Linked DNA regions of Homo sapiens: all the other regions are linked to region 1. A link is a contact called in ENCODE Hi-C or POLR2A ChIA-PET data. All regions are on one chromosome and are shown on one strand. The core of a region is the stretch at or near the end of the contact, and the rest is flanking DNA. Distances in the headings are between cores, read along the strand shown.

What was found. Hi-C counts contacts between places; a loop is a spot of excess contacts on that map. ChIA-PET counts read pairs that join two places held with the same protein, here RNA polymerase II (POLR2A). Pooled maps may share reads with other maps.
Region 2: a pooled map shows a loop between it and region 1 (17-fold over the local background). The contact joins two enhancer-like sites. A Hi-C loop is called at or near these places in 3 of 37 single-sample maps with no recorded cell type and 7 of 50 pooled maps.
Region 3: a loop to region 1 is called in a map of K562, with 2.5 times the contacts of the local background. The contact joins the promoter of TRUB2 here to the enhancer-like site in region 1. A Hi-C loop is called at or near these places in 1 of 168 maps with a recorded cell type or tissue (K562) and 2 of 50 pooled maps. POLR2A ChIA-PET finds 5 or more read pairs at or near these places in 1 of 52 experiments (K562).
Region 4: a pooled map shows a loop between it and region 1 (18-fold over the local background). The contact joins the promoter of SET here to the enhancer-like site in region 1. A Hi-C loop is called at or near these places in 2 of 37 single-sample maps with no recorded cell type and 8 of 50 pooled maps.

What each region holds. Positions count from the first base shown.
Region 1 is chr9:129,887,217-129,889,951 of GRCh38, forward strand. FNBP1 (formin binding protein 1) reads right to left here. Exons shown (of 17, transcript NM_015033.3): 17 at 1-2,735. Among named protein-coding and RNA genes, the nearest start is that of MIR6855, 19 kb to the left of the region's middle. RefSeq lists enhancers at 980-1,379, 1,710-1,799, 1,754-2,641. Within about 2 kb of position 1,320, at least 24 of the 41 ENCODE cell types and tissues checked have a DNase peak (open chromatin) inside an H3K27ac peak, as active enhancers do.
Region 2 is chr9:131,726,461-131,729,195 of GRCh38, forward strand. All of the region lies in intron 1 of RAPGEF1 (Rap guanine nucleotide exchange factor 1), which reads right to left. Among named protein-coding and RNA genes, the nearest start is that of RAPGEF1, 12 kb to the right of the region's middle. RefSeq lists an enhancer at 2,488-2,597. Within about 2 kb of position 1,376, at least 16 of the 41 ENCODE cell types and tissues checked have a DNase peak (open chromatin) inside an H3K27ac peak, as active enhancers do.
Region 3 is chr9:128,321,101-128,323,835 of GRCh38, forward strand. It overlaps TRUB2 (TruB pseudouridine synthase family member 2), which reads right to left and starts at 1,347. Exons shown (of 8, transcript NM_015679.3): 1 at 1,200-1,347; 2 at 499-630. The coding sequence starts at 1,308. It overlaps COQ4 (coenzyme Q4), which reads left to right and starts at 1,739. Exons shown (of 7, transcript NM_016035.5): 1 at 1,739-1,828; 2 at 1,916-2,047. The coding sequence starts at 1,759. RefSeq lists an enhancer at 1,047-1,586 and a silencer at 1,967-2,026.
Region 4 is chr9:128,687,737-128,690,471 of GRCh38, forward strand. It overlaps SET (SET nuclear proto-oncogene), which reads left to right and starts at 1,486. Exons shown (of 8, transcript NM_003011.4): 1 at 1,486-1,919. The coding sequence starts at 1,847. RefSeq lists an enhancer at 1-659 and silencers at 946-1,855, 2,236-2,355.

The sequences.
Region 1 (2,735 bases), core at 70-2,569:
TAACATATAGTTACAAGGTCAATACAAGCCTCCAGTGGAAGCTCTTTATTTGGTTTAATTCCATCTCCAGAGACAAACAGGCAACTCTAGGACCTTTACAGTGGCGATCGGCCTCACACAGCAAAATGCCTCCAAAGTTTAGAATTAGTGCAACACACATACGAACATTTTAAAGGTGCTCAACATCAGGTTAAAATAGAATTCTGGACCTTTTTAAAAAGTTTTTGGATGATATAAGCACAGGAGGCAGAGCCAATAAGAAACATGAAACCAATATTTCTGGAAAAACACTTAGCATGAACGTCACTTTTTGACGTCGTGTAAACTTTCTTCTGCAATGACGGATGTTACCAAAAGGCATCGAGACCTTTGCGCTGCGCTGGTTAGACAAGCCGCAGGCTTATCTCCACGGTGAGCAGGATAAAAACCCCCAAGGAACAGCCCATGACAACCTTCTGTGCCTTTTTATACTTTCCCATCCTACAAAGGAAAAACTGGGTAAAGGACAAGTTCCTCCCTTTCACTGCGTTTCTAAGAACTTTTCAGGGCAGGTTCTTTTAAAATTAGTCATCTTACAACACAACAGTATTCTAGCACGGTGGCGAAGTGACAGGCGGCAGATACGGGGGAGGAAGGAGACGTTCACGGGAAATTCCACATTCTACTCTATGTGAACTGCTCCAGAAAAATACAGACATGATTTCACAGTAGGATTCCCAGAGTAAATGATGATACATAGGACAACTGACCTCCTCTAAGAAGCCCGGCTGGGGCAGCAGTGAGCTTTTCATGGAGCCACGCAGACTGGCCCGGAAGCAACACCCAGGTTCAACATTTAAGAGCACTCGCTATAACATTCTTTTTGGACGCAGGTGGTGGAAAAGTTTAAAAAACAGGCGGAGGAGTGACGGGGGGATACAAGCATATCCTATACTGGGGGTGACGGTCATTCAAAGAGCAAATTACTGCAGCTTATATCTTTTCCACTATGTTGCAAGAAATGAATCTATCCTGACCCATAATATGAAAGATGTGACGCACATGCATTCCCGAGGCTCTAAAATCCCATTTTAAAGAACCGTTTCACATCCTCGTGGAGTGGAGAGTGGTCCACTTGACTTGGTGAGGTCAGAAGTTCCTGAAGATCCCTGTCGTCCCCGTTGGCGGGGGAGCCCATTGTGGAGCTGTGGGGACTGCCACACTCACCATGCACCTGTTGGTTTGCAGGGACAGAGGTGCGGCCCTGACTCTTCTCACCCTGTGTCATCCGGGCTTGTCTTTCGTCTGTCAAGTCAGTCCTCCTGCGTGACTGATGGGTGCACCACGCTTAGGTCACCCGTTGCAGGGACCGGAAGTCCATGGCTCTGCCGCAACCCTGAGCGGTTTGCAGTCCCCCCCGGGGAAGAAGCAGTCAGAGAGGCTCACGCTCACCTACTTTAAAAACCCAAAGCCACTTCCTCTTCACCTGCCTGGGCCTCAGCGTCTCTGCGCTTGTGGTTTCTCGTCCCCGAGGGCTGACTGAGCTGCTCCGGAAGGGTGGTGTGTGGTCAACCTTGGTTGGCTGAGAGGAGCAATTTCCTGGTTTCCACAAGTAAAGACAGCCCCATCCCTTGGGACCTGTCCTTTCCGTCCCTGTCCCTTTGGCTTCTATAGGACTTCCTTGTCTTAGATTCATAAACAGCAAGAGGAACTGAGGATGCTTGAGGGGACCACCTAGTTACCAAAGCCAAGCAAAGAATAAAGCTGCCCGACGTCATCCCCAGGCTTCCGTGGCGCTCTCGGTCACAGGAGCTCTAGGCCAATGGTTCCTCTTGACTGTTTCTGCACCAAATGAGAGGAGGGGCTGCTCTGCTCTAAGGCGTGGCGGGGGGGGGGGGTGGTGGCCACAGATTAGGGGACCTCAGGTTTTCCTCAAAAACCCACACAGGGAAAGAAACTTGGCTCTAAAAGCAAACTCAACGAATTCCACATGCCCTGAAGAGCACGTGATAAAATACAAGGGTGGTGGCGGCGGGATCCCTCAAAGGACCACGAGAGGCACGGGGTCTTTGGTGATGAAAGTGCTAACCTCGGCGGGGTGCGGTAGCTCACACCTGTAATCTCAGCACTTTGGGAGGCTGAGGCGGGCGGATCACCTGAGGTCAGGAGTTTGAGACCAGCCTGACCAACACGGTGAAACCCTGTCTCTACTAAAAATACAAACATTAGCCGGGCGTGGTGGTGCACGCCTGTAATCACAGCTATTTGGGAGGCTGAGGCAGGAGAATCGCTGGAACCCAGGAGGTGGAGGTTGTAGTGAGCCGAGATCATGCCACTGCACTCCAGTCTGAACAATAGAGCGAGACTCCCGTCTCAAAAAAAAAAAAAAAACAACAACAAAAAAGGAAGTGCTACCCTTTTCAGATGCTAATCCTGGGGCTCCTGGAAAGGAGAGGATGTTCGCTTTGCAATGAGCTGGTGCAGAGGGGAGGGCCTCGCTCACAAGCGCATGATCTACAGTTCTCAGGGACAGGAAAGTGATGGGGAGGACAGGCGTGGGCTCCTCATGGCCGGTGGACACAGGCGAGTCAACAAGGCGAGCTGGAATTCGACTTCCAGTGTGGACCTCCCCAGGCCACTGAAAACAGGGCGTCAAACCAAAATGTGTGTATGCGCACGCGTGTGTACTGGTGGGTGTGCCTGTGGGTGTGTGTGTACCTGCCCCCCTGCCTGCCAGATGCTCCCAGGTTGAGGGC
Region 2 (2,735 bases), core at 126-2,625, 1.8 Mb after region 1:
ACTAAAAATACAAAAATTAGCCGGACGCGGTGGTGGATGCCTATAATCCCAGCTACTTGGGAGGCTGAAGCAGGAGAATCACCTGAGCCCAGGAGGCAGAGGTTGCAGTGAGCTGAGACGGCACTGCTGCACTCCAGCCTGGGGGACAGAGCGAGACTCTGTCTCAAGAAAAAAAAAAAGAAAGGAAGCAGATCCATGCTGCCAGGGTGGGAGAAGGGTATGACTGCAAAGGGGCGGCAAGAAGGCTTTTTCACTCAGGGTGATGGAATTGGCCTGTATTCTGAATGTGGTAGTGGTTATGCAAATCTACACGTGTTAAAACGCACAAAACTTTATACCCCACTAGCCTGGCAAACATAGGGAAACCTGTCTCTACAAAAAAAATTTTTTTAAATGAAAAGGGTGTGGTGGTACGCACCTGTAGTCCCAGCTACTCAAGAGGCTGAAATTGAAAGACTCCTTGAGCTCAGGAGGTCGAGGCTGCTGTGAGCCACGATGGTACCACTGCACTCTAGCCTGGGTGACAGTGTGACCCCATCACAAATGAAAAACAAAAAATACAACTGTATATCCCCAAAACATCAATTTTACTATACATAATTTTTTTTTAAACCTCACCCATAAGGGGAAGGTTCCCCCTTTTATCCATGCAGGTATTCCACCCAGCAGCTTACAAGCCCCATTTCACAAAATCCTTACCAAATTCTGGGAATGCATAATTACTGTTACTAGGGCTCAGACCTGACTGAACTAAGTCCTGATTGTTTCAGACAACAAAAATTCTATTTGATCTTTCCAAGACCCCGGGTATTTGCGAATTCTCACTTATCATATAGTAGTGGGAATTTACGGCTTGGCAGAAACATGTCCACACATAATGAATCTTTCTCCCTGGGGACAAGGTCCACAGAGTTTCCATCAGACTCCTGGGAGACCTATGATCTTAAAAAGCTCAGGAACCTCTGTTCCAGTTCAAGGCCCTCCAATTATAGAGTGGGGTTCAGAGGCCCAGGAAGGAATCCTGGCTTGCCCCAGAGGACATGGTGTGTCTGTGGCAGTGCTAAGCTGGTTCCCTCTTCATCACCCAAAGATGCCACAGGTCCAGGCATTTCTGGTGATCATGACTCACACGCTCCCCATGACTTTAGCCTACAGAATTTCCTCAGCAGTACGTGCATTTCTCCTGCCAAGCTGAGGCCAGGGAACTCCGCACCCCTGCAGCACAGGCAGTCCCTAGCCCGAGTCCCTGTAATCCAGGTCCCTAGCCCAATTCTTACTTGTCAAATATAAAAGCTTCATTCTACAACCTTGCATATTTAGGGTAATTAATAGAGAAAGCTCCTCATGAACAGAAAAAAAACAAGGACAGATCATGCAGAAAAGCATGCTTTTGATCTATGCCTTTGGTCTTCTGATGAGCTCAGAGAATTAATATTTGCAAGGCACTCTTGACAAGCTGAGGCAGAAGCACAAATTAGTGTGGTTATGCTAATTGAGAGGTTCTGTAGCTCCAGGACCAAATGATTACAGAAAGTGAAAAGGGTTGACTGGGCTTTGGTCTCTCTGCAAATAGCACTGTGCTTCATGCTAGCTGCACTGACAAATTTGCAAGGAGACTACACACATTTACTTTCACATACCCGAAATTCCCAGTGGAGCAGGGGTTAAGGAAGACTCAGAACACCAAAACAGCATTTCTGAATTTATCTTTACTGTGAAAGTTAATCAAGAAAGAAAAATAAAGGGTATGAAATCCCCCTTCTTGCAGTGCTCAATGCAACTTGTAAGTTACTTTGTACACGAGGACCTTGAATGTCTTGTGGTTTTTAACTGTCACAAATGCAACACTCTGTGATCATTTCACCTCCAGAGCTGAACGAAGATGATTTAATTAATCCCCGAAAGTCACCCCGCAAGGAGAAACTGGGGAGGTGTCCCTTGAGACAGGGCAAAAAATATACCTGTTGGTGTATCAGCCCTGCTGTGGCTCTGACATATACCACAGCCTGCAAGCACAGGCCCATTCCTTCCAGACAGACTCAAATTAAAATCAGGGCCTCCTGGTCTGCCTGCATGCACTGGGATATGTGTAGCTGAAATGAATTGCCCTCTACTCTTCCTACGAGTGATCACTTCAAAAGTTTATTACTTAATTGTAAAAACCTACTCCCTGGACTTCAGCTTTCTTAGAGAGAGAAAGAGAAAGAACAAACCAGCCTAAAAGGAAATACCTCAATAGTCAGGGACCTCCCCTTCTCTGTGAGTGCTGAGGTTTGAATTTTAGTTACCAGATTACCATTTTTAAAGAAATGGTCACTTTAGAGTAGAAGGCGACCTGAAGTAAGAACAAAAGCTAAGATTTATCGAGCACTTCTTATGTGTCCAGACTCTGATTAAATGCTTATGTACATCATCTCGTTTAATTCTCCCTCAATACCATAAGGTAGGTACTGTTAGGATTTTCCCCATTTTACAGATAAGGAAAAACTGAGAGTTAGACAAGACAGAGTGACATGCCCAAGATCCCACAACAATGACACAGGAGGGCTGGTATCTAAAGCCACAGCTAGAGGACCTGAAGCACATGCTCTCAGACACTGTTCTGTACTGGCTCACTGCACAGATGGAAAGACAGGGTTGGGGAGGGGCACTGATCCAGTGCATCAGTGCAGGCCCAGGGGCCATGAGGCAGGTCTCCCACCTCTCAGCTCAGGCTCATGCTGCCTCTAACACGG
Region 3 (2,735 bases), core at 97-2,596, 1.6 Mb before region 1:
GCCTAATATAATGCCTATGCATCACCTTGAGTGGATTCAACACAGTACTAGGTGCACAGCAAATTCAAGTTTTGCTTTTTGGAACTTTGTGTTTTTCTTCCCAAATACTGCCAATCTGAAGCTGGATCATGGGATGTGGAACTCATGGACTCAGAGGCAACTGTACTTAGTGACACGTGAAAATTACCTGAAGTTCAAATATGAATATTCATAAAGTTCTATTGGAATACAGCTAGGCTCATTCCTTTAGATACTGTCTATAGCTGTTTGGCACTACATTGGCAGAGTTGAGCAGTTCCAACGGAAATCACATGGCCTGAAAACTAAAACATTCAGTATCTGGCCCTTTCCAAGGAAATCTGCCAATTCCTGGTCTAATACCTCACTCCTCTGTGGACCTTCAAGGGCCTGGCACAGGAATCTGAGCACTGGGACACTGACTCGGCTCAGGGATTTCCTGGGAAGTGACACACAGGATCCTGCTTAAATCTGCCTTACCCAGTGGATGGTTGATGAAAGAGGGTACGCTGGTGGCTGTGAGGGTCAGCTCCTTCTCTTCGCTGCCTTCCATGGGGCCCAGCAAGAAGCGAACACGCTGTTTAGGAGCGGGAGGCTTCCTGGCATTGAGACCTGAACACACAGAGATAATATATACACACATACATACAAATATATGTACATATAAAATATTTTTTAAGAGACAGGGCCTCGTTCTGTAGCCCAGGCTGAAGTGCAATGGCGCCATCATAGCTCACTGTAACGTCAAACTCTTGGGCTCAAGCGATCCTCCTGCCTCAGCCTCCAGAGTAGCTGGGATTACAGGCGTGCACCACGATGCTGACCAGGAATATCTTGTTCTGTCCAAACACTTGGGGGATTAGACAACAGGGAAGTATGATGTAGAAGACAAAGCAGAAGCCCATGGTGCAGAGGGCAGTATAGCAGTAGTTAAGAAACAGGCGGATTCAAACAGACTCTACAACGTAGTAACCGTGTGACAAGGAACAATACTGAGTCAGTTTCCCCCTCGGAAAACAGAGGAAAGTGAGGAGTAAGAAAGCACAGAGAACAGGCGTTTGGGAAAGCGCTCTGCCCAGGTGAATAGGTCACGTGATTTTGTTTTGGGGTAAGGACCAGAAGCGGAGATGGACTTCCAAGAGAACGAGAGCGGGAACGTGGGTCTGGTTCGAGGCACTCACCCTTCAGAAGTTGTAGCTCCACTGTATCCCGCAGGTGCTTCCATTTTAGCCCCGGGGGCTTATAGACCGCGAAAAGCCCATGCAGCCGCGACAAGCCAGCAGACCCCATACTTGAAGATCACAGCACCCGCTGGACCTGGACGGAAGTACCGCCAGGCCCCGCCCCCAAATGTGGTCCTTTCCACGGGCGCCGCCATGTTCCACAGCCGGAAGAGGTTCGCATTTTATAGTCTTCGGGGAAAACCGGCTGTGGAGAAGGAAATAGGGCCCGGCGCTGAGTGAGCGTGGTTGCGTGTCCTTTGCAGACACTTTCTGGGGCGAGGTGACATGGCGAGAGTCTTGGATCGGTGGACGTAGACGGTAGACAGTTCGCGTGCGTTTCCTTCGCCTACTTGGCCTACATGCCTTCTGCCCGTGAAGCGATGTTTCCCCTCGAAAGGCCGTAGGCTACGCCGTCAGAATCGGTTTTTCAGTGAGTTTTGACCCCTCCGACGCTCCGTCGCCTGACAGAATCGCGGCGTTCTTCGTACCCGCCCATCCTCCGCGGACGCCCGCTGCCATGGCGACTCTGCTGCGCCCTGTCCTCCGTCGGCTCTGCGGGCTCCCGGGCCTACAGCGGCCTGCGGCAGGCAAGTGGCGCCGGGTTCTGGGCGCAGGCGGGAAGGAGCCTGAGGGCGCCCGGCTCCTCTGACCTCGGCCTTTTTCTTGCCCCGCAGAAATGCCCCTCCGGGCTAGGAGCGACGGCGCCGGCCCGCTATACTCGCACCACCTCCCCACCTCCCCGCTGCAGAAAGGGCTGTTGGCCGCCGGCTCCGCGGCGATGGCGCTCTATAACCCCTACCGCCACGGTAAGGCCGCCCGCGCCTCGCCCCCGTGGGGGCGGCTTGGAGCCGTTTCCTGTGGGTAACTGGAACATAGCCTAGGTCGGGGTACCCAAACCTGGTTGCAGCTCGTAACCACTCGGAACGTTTATGAAAATGCAGATTCCTGGATCCCACCTAAACGCACTGAATCTGAATCTGAATCTGCAGTGGAGGGAGAAATGGGCGTGAAACCGAAAGTCTGTCTTTAAACTACTTGGGAGAATCTGTCATGCAGCCATATTGAGAACATCTAGACTAAATAGATGATTCATAAGTACCGATCAGTTTATAATATCCTACTAGAAAGTCAACTCCGAGGTCGAGGACCATGTCTGCCTCGTTCCACTGCATCTGCAGCCTTCTGGATAGTGCCTGGCACATAGTAAATGCTCAATAAATGTTTGCTGGATGTGTGACTAGAACATTCTAGGGTTCTACAGTGTTTTTCTTATGCCTCCTAGATTTTTGAGTTCTGGGAAGTACTGTTATTCCTACTAACAAAAACAGGCTAGGCGCTATTATAGTGGCTCACGCCTATAATCCCTATCGGGGGGCCGAAGCGGGCAGATGGCTTGAGCTGAGGAGTTTGAAACCAGCCTGGGCAACACGGTGAATCCCCATCTCTACAAAAAAAAATACAAGAATTAATTGGGGCTGGTTGCATGCGGCTGTA
Region 4 (2,735 bases), core at 236-2,735, 1.2 Mb before region 1:
GTTTTAGAGATAGGGTCTTGCTCTGTCACTCAGGCTTCAGTGCAGTGGCTGCATTGGGGCTCATTGAAGCCTGGAATTCCTGGGCCCAAGCGATCCTCCTGCCTTGGCCTCCCAAAGTGTTGGGATAACAGGAGTGAGCTATTGCATGGCCAGGATTTGAAATTGGCCAGCGTATCACTAAAATCAACAAATGGTACTGGCCGGGCGCAGTGGCTCCCGCCTGTAATCCCAGCACTTTGGGAGGACGAGGTGAGTGGATCACCCCAGGTCAGTAGACCAGCCTGGCCAAGGTGGTGAAACTCCATCTCTACTAAAAATACAAAAATTAGCCGGGCATGGTGGCACGTGCCTGTAGCCCCAGCTACTCGGGAGGCCGAGGCAGGAGAATTGCTTGAACCCGAGAGGCAGAGCTTGCAGTGAGCCAAGATTGCGCCACTGCACTCCAGCCTGGGGGACAGAGCAAGACTCCCGTCTCAAAACAAACAAACAAATGCTACTAATCAGGGTTTTTCTGGCTTTTTATGGTTCATGTCTTGGGGTGCTGGAGGGACAGAATGTGGGGCATCCGCATTACTTGAAAAGTATTATTTAAACAAAATGCTTTGGCCCTCCTTAGTGGTTCAGAACTTTGCCTCTCAAGTAGAACTTGTTGGCCCCTTTCATCTCTATGAACAGAACACCGCCTATCGCTTGGGGCTGTTGTGAGGCCTCGGTGAGATAACCGTGCCATGCGCTGCTGAAACTGGCACTTAACGCTCAGTATGATTCTTGCGGGCGCTGGGCACCGCGGACTAATGTGGTACCTCCCTGCCTTCACAGGACTTCGAGTTTAATGTGGCTTCAGTGTCGTAACCTTTATCATTTCATAACAGAAACGGGTTCAGAGAGGAAGGGTGACTTGCTCAAGGGTACAAGCTTGCTGGGCAGGGCTTGGACTAAAACCCAGGAATGGCCCTGCGCGCGGATTACACAGCCTGGGGCTTCGCACACGAGCCCGAGTTTGAGTCCGATCGGCAGTTCCCCATCTGGCATCCAGAATGGGGTGCCCCCTGCTTTCTCCACGAAGTGGAAGGCGCCGAGAGGCCGGGCGGAATTCGGGGCCCCCATACGAGGCCGGGCCTGCACTTTCGGGGTGGTGGGCGCCCCGCTCCCGGTGCCCCGCGGAGCAGGGAAGCCGCTCGCTCACCACGTGACGCGCCGGCCGGGGGCACCCGCGCCTCCGTGCGACGCCCCGCCCACCGGCCTGCCGCGCGCCAGTGTCCTGGGTCGGGCCGGAGAGGGGAGAGCGGGGGAGGGGACGCGGCGCGGGGGGCGGCCGTGCGTCGCCGCGCGCCTTCCTCCCACCTCTCGCCGGGCCCTGTGTCTCCGCGCCGCGACTCCGCCCCCTCATCCCGCCGCCCAGGCCAATGGCGCCGCGGCGCGAGCCTCCCCGGCCGGAGGCGGAGCATCCGCGCGGGGCCTGGCGCGCCTGCGCCCTGCGCCCGCCCCTCGCCGTAGGAGGAGGTGGAGGAGGAGGCGGCTCGGGAGAGCGAGCAGCGAGCTGGCTGGATCGCCGAGCGCGAGTGAGGGAGCCGAGCCGCCCGCCGCCGCCGCCTCCGCCTCCCCTCCGCGAACAGGAGCCCGGGCCGGGGCCCGGCACGCCGCCCCAGCCCGTCCCTCGGCGTCAGGCCGCGAGGGTAGCGCGCGCGAGCGAGCGAGGGGGAGGGAGAGCGAGCGAGCGCCGGGAGGAGGCGGCCGGACCGAGCGGGCGCCCGCGCGTGTGGCGTGAGGGGAAGCCGCTTGCCCGCCCCCTTCGCCTTCCCTTCTCTCCCCCTCCCCGCTCCCCCCCCGACCGCGGAGCAGCACCATGTCGGCGCCGGCGGCCAAAGTCAGTAAAAAGGAGCTCAACTCCAACCACGACGGGGCCGACGAGACCTCAGGTGAGAGCAGCGAGCCCGGGGGCCGGCCCGCGCCGCCATCTTCGCCGCCCGCCCCGGCCCGCAGGCCGCCGGCGGGGCCCGGGGCGCGCGCGGGGGGCGCCGGGCGGGGGGGCGCGGCGCGGCCGGGCGGGGGCCCGCGGACTCGGCGCCCTTTTTTGTGCGCGGCTGGGCTGGGGGCCTGGGTGGCCCGCGCCGCGGCGGCCGCGCTGCGAGGCGGGGGCGCTGCGGCCTGCTCGGCGCGGGCGGAGGAGACCCCCCCTTCCTCTCCCCCCTCCCTCGCTCTCCTCCCCCTCCCTCCCTCCCGAGAAGCCTCTCTTTATTGTGCTCCGCCATGATGCCTCGCTCCCATCAGCCGCCGCCGCCGCCACATGGTGCGGCCGGACGCGGCCCCGCGCCCGACCTCCCGCGCGGTTCCGCTTCGCGCCCGGCCCGCGGCGGCGCCCCCGGCACCCCCGCCCAGAGGCTGGCCCCGGCGGGGCTTCTGCCTGGAGCTCGGGTGGGGTGGGGGCGCGGGGAACACGCGGGCGGCCGCGCGCTGGGCCTTGGCCGGCCGGGAGGATGCTCTGGCCAGCCCGGGCGCACTCCCCACGTGGGGCGGCCGCCCCGTCGCGCCAGCGTGCGGAGAAACCTGGCGCCGCGACCAGTGTATCGGGGGTCTTGGAAATGGCTAAGAAAGCTGGCCTCTGCCTAGGAGGCTCTCGGCAGGGGGGCTGCCAATCCGGGATGGTTACCGGAAATGAACCGCGCGATCTGGCCCTTTCACACCCACTTAGCTTTGTAGGGGGTTTGTAGTCTTTACAGGACAAAAGGGCACCT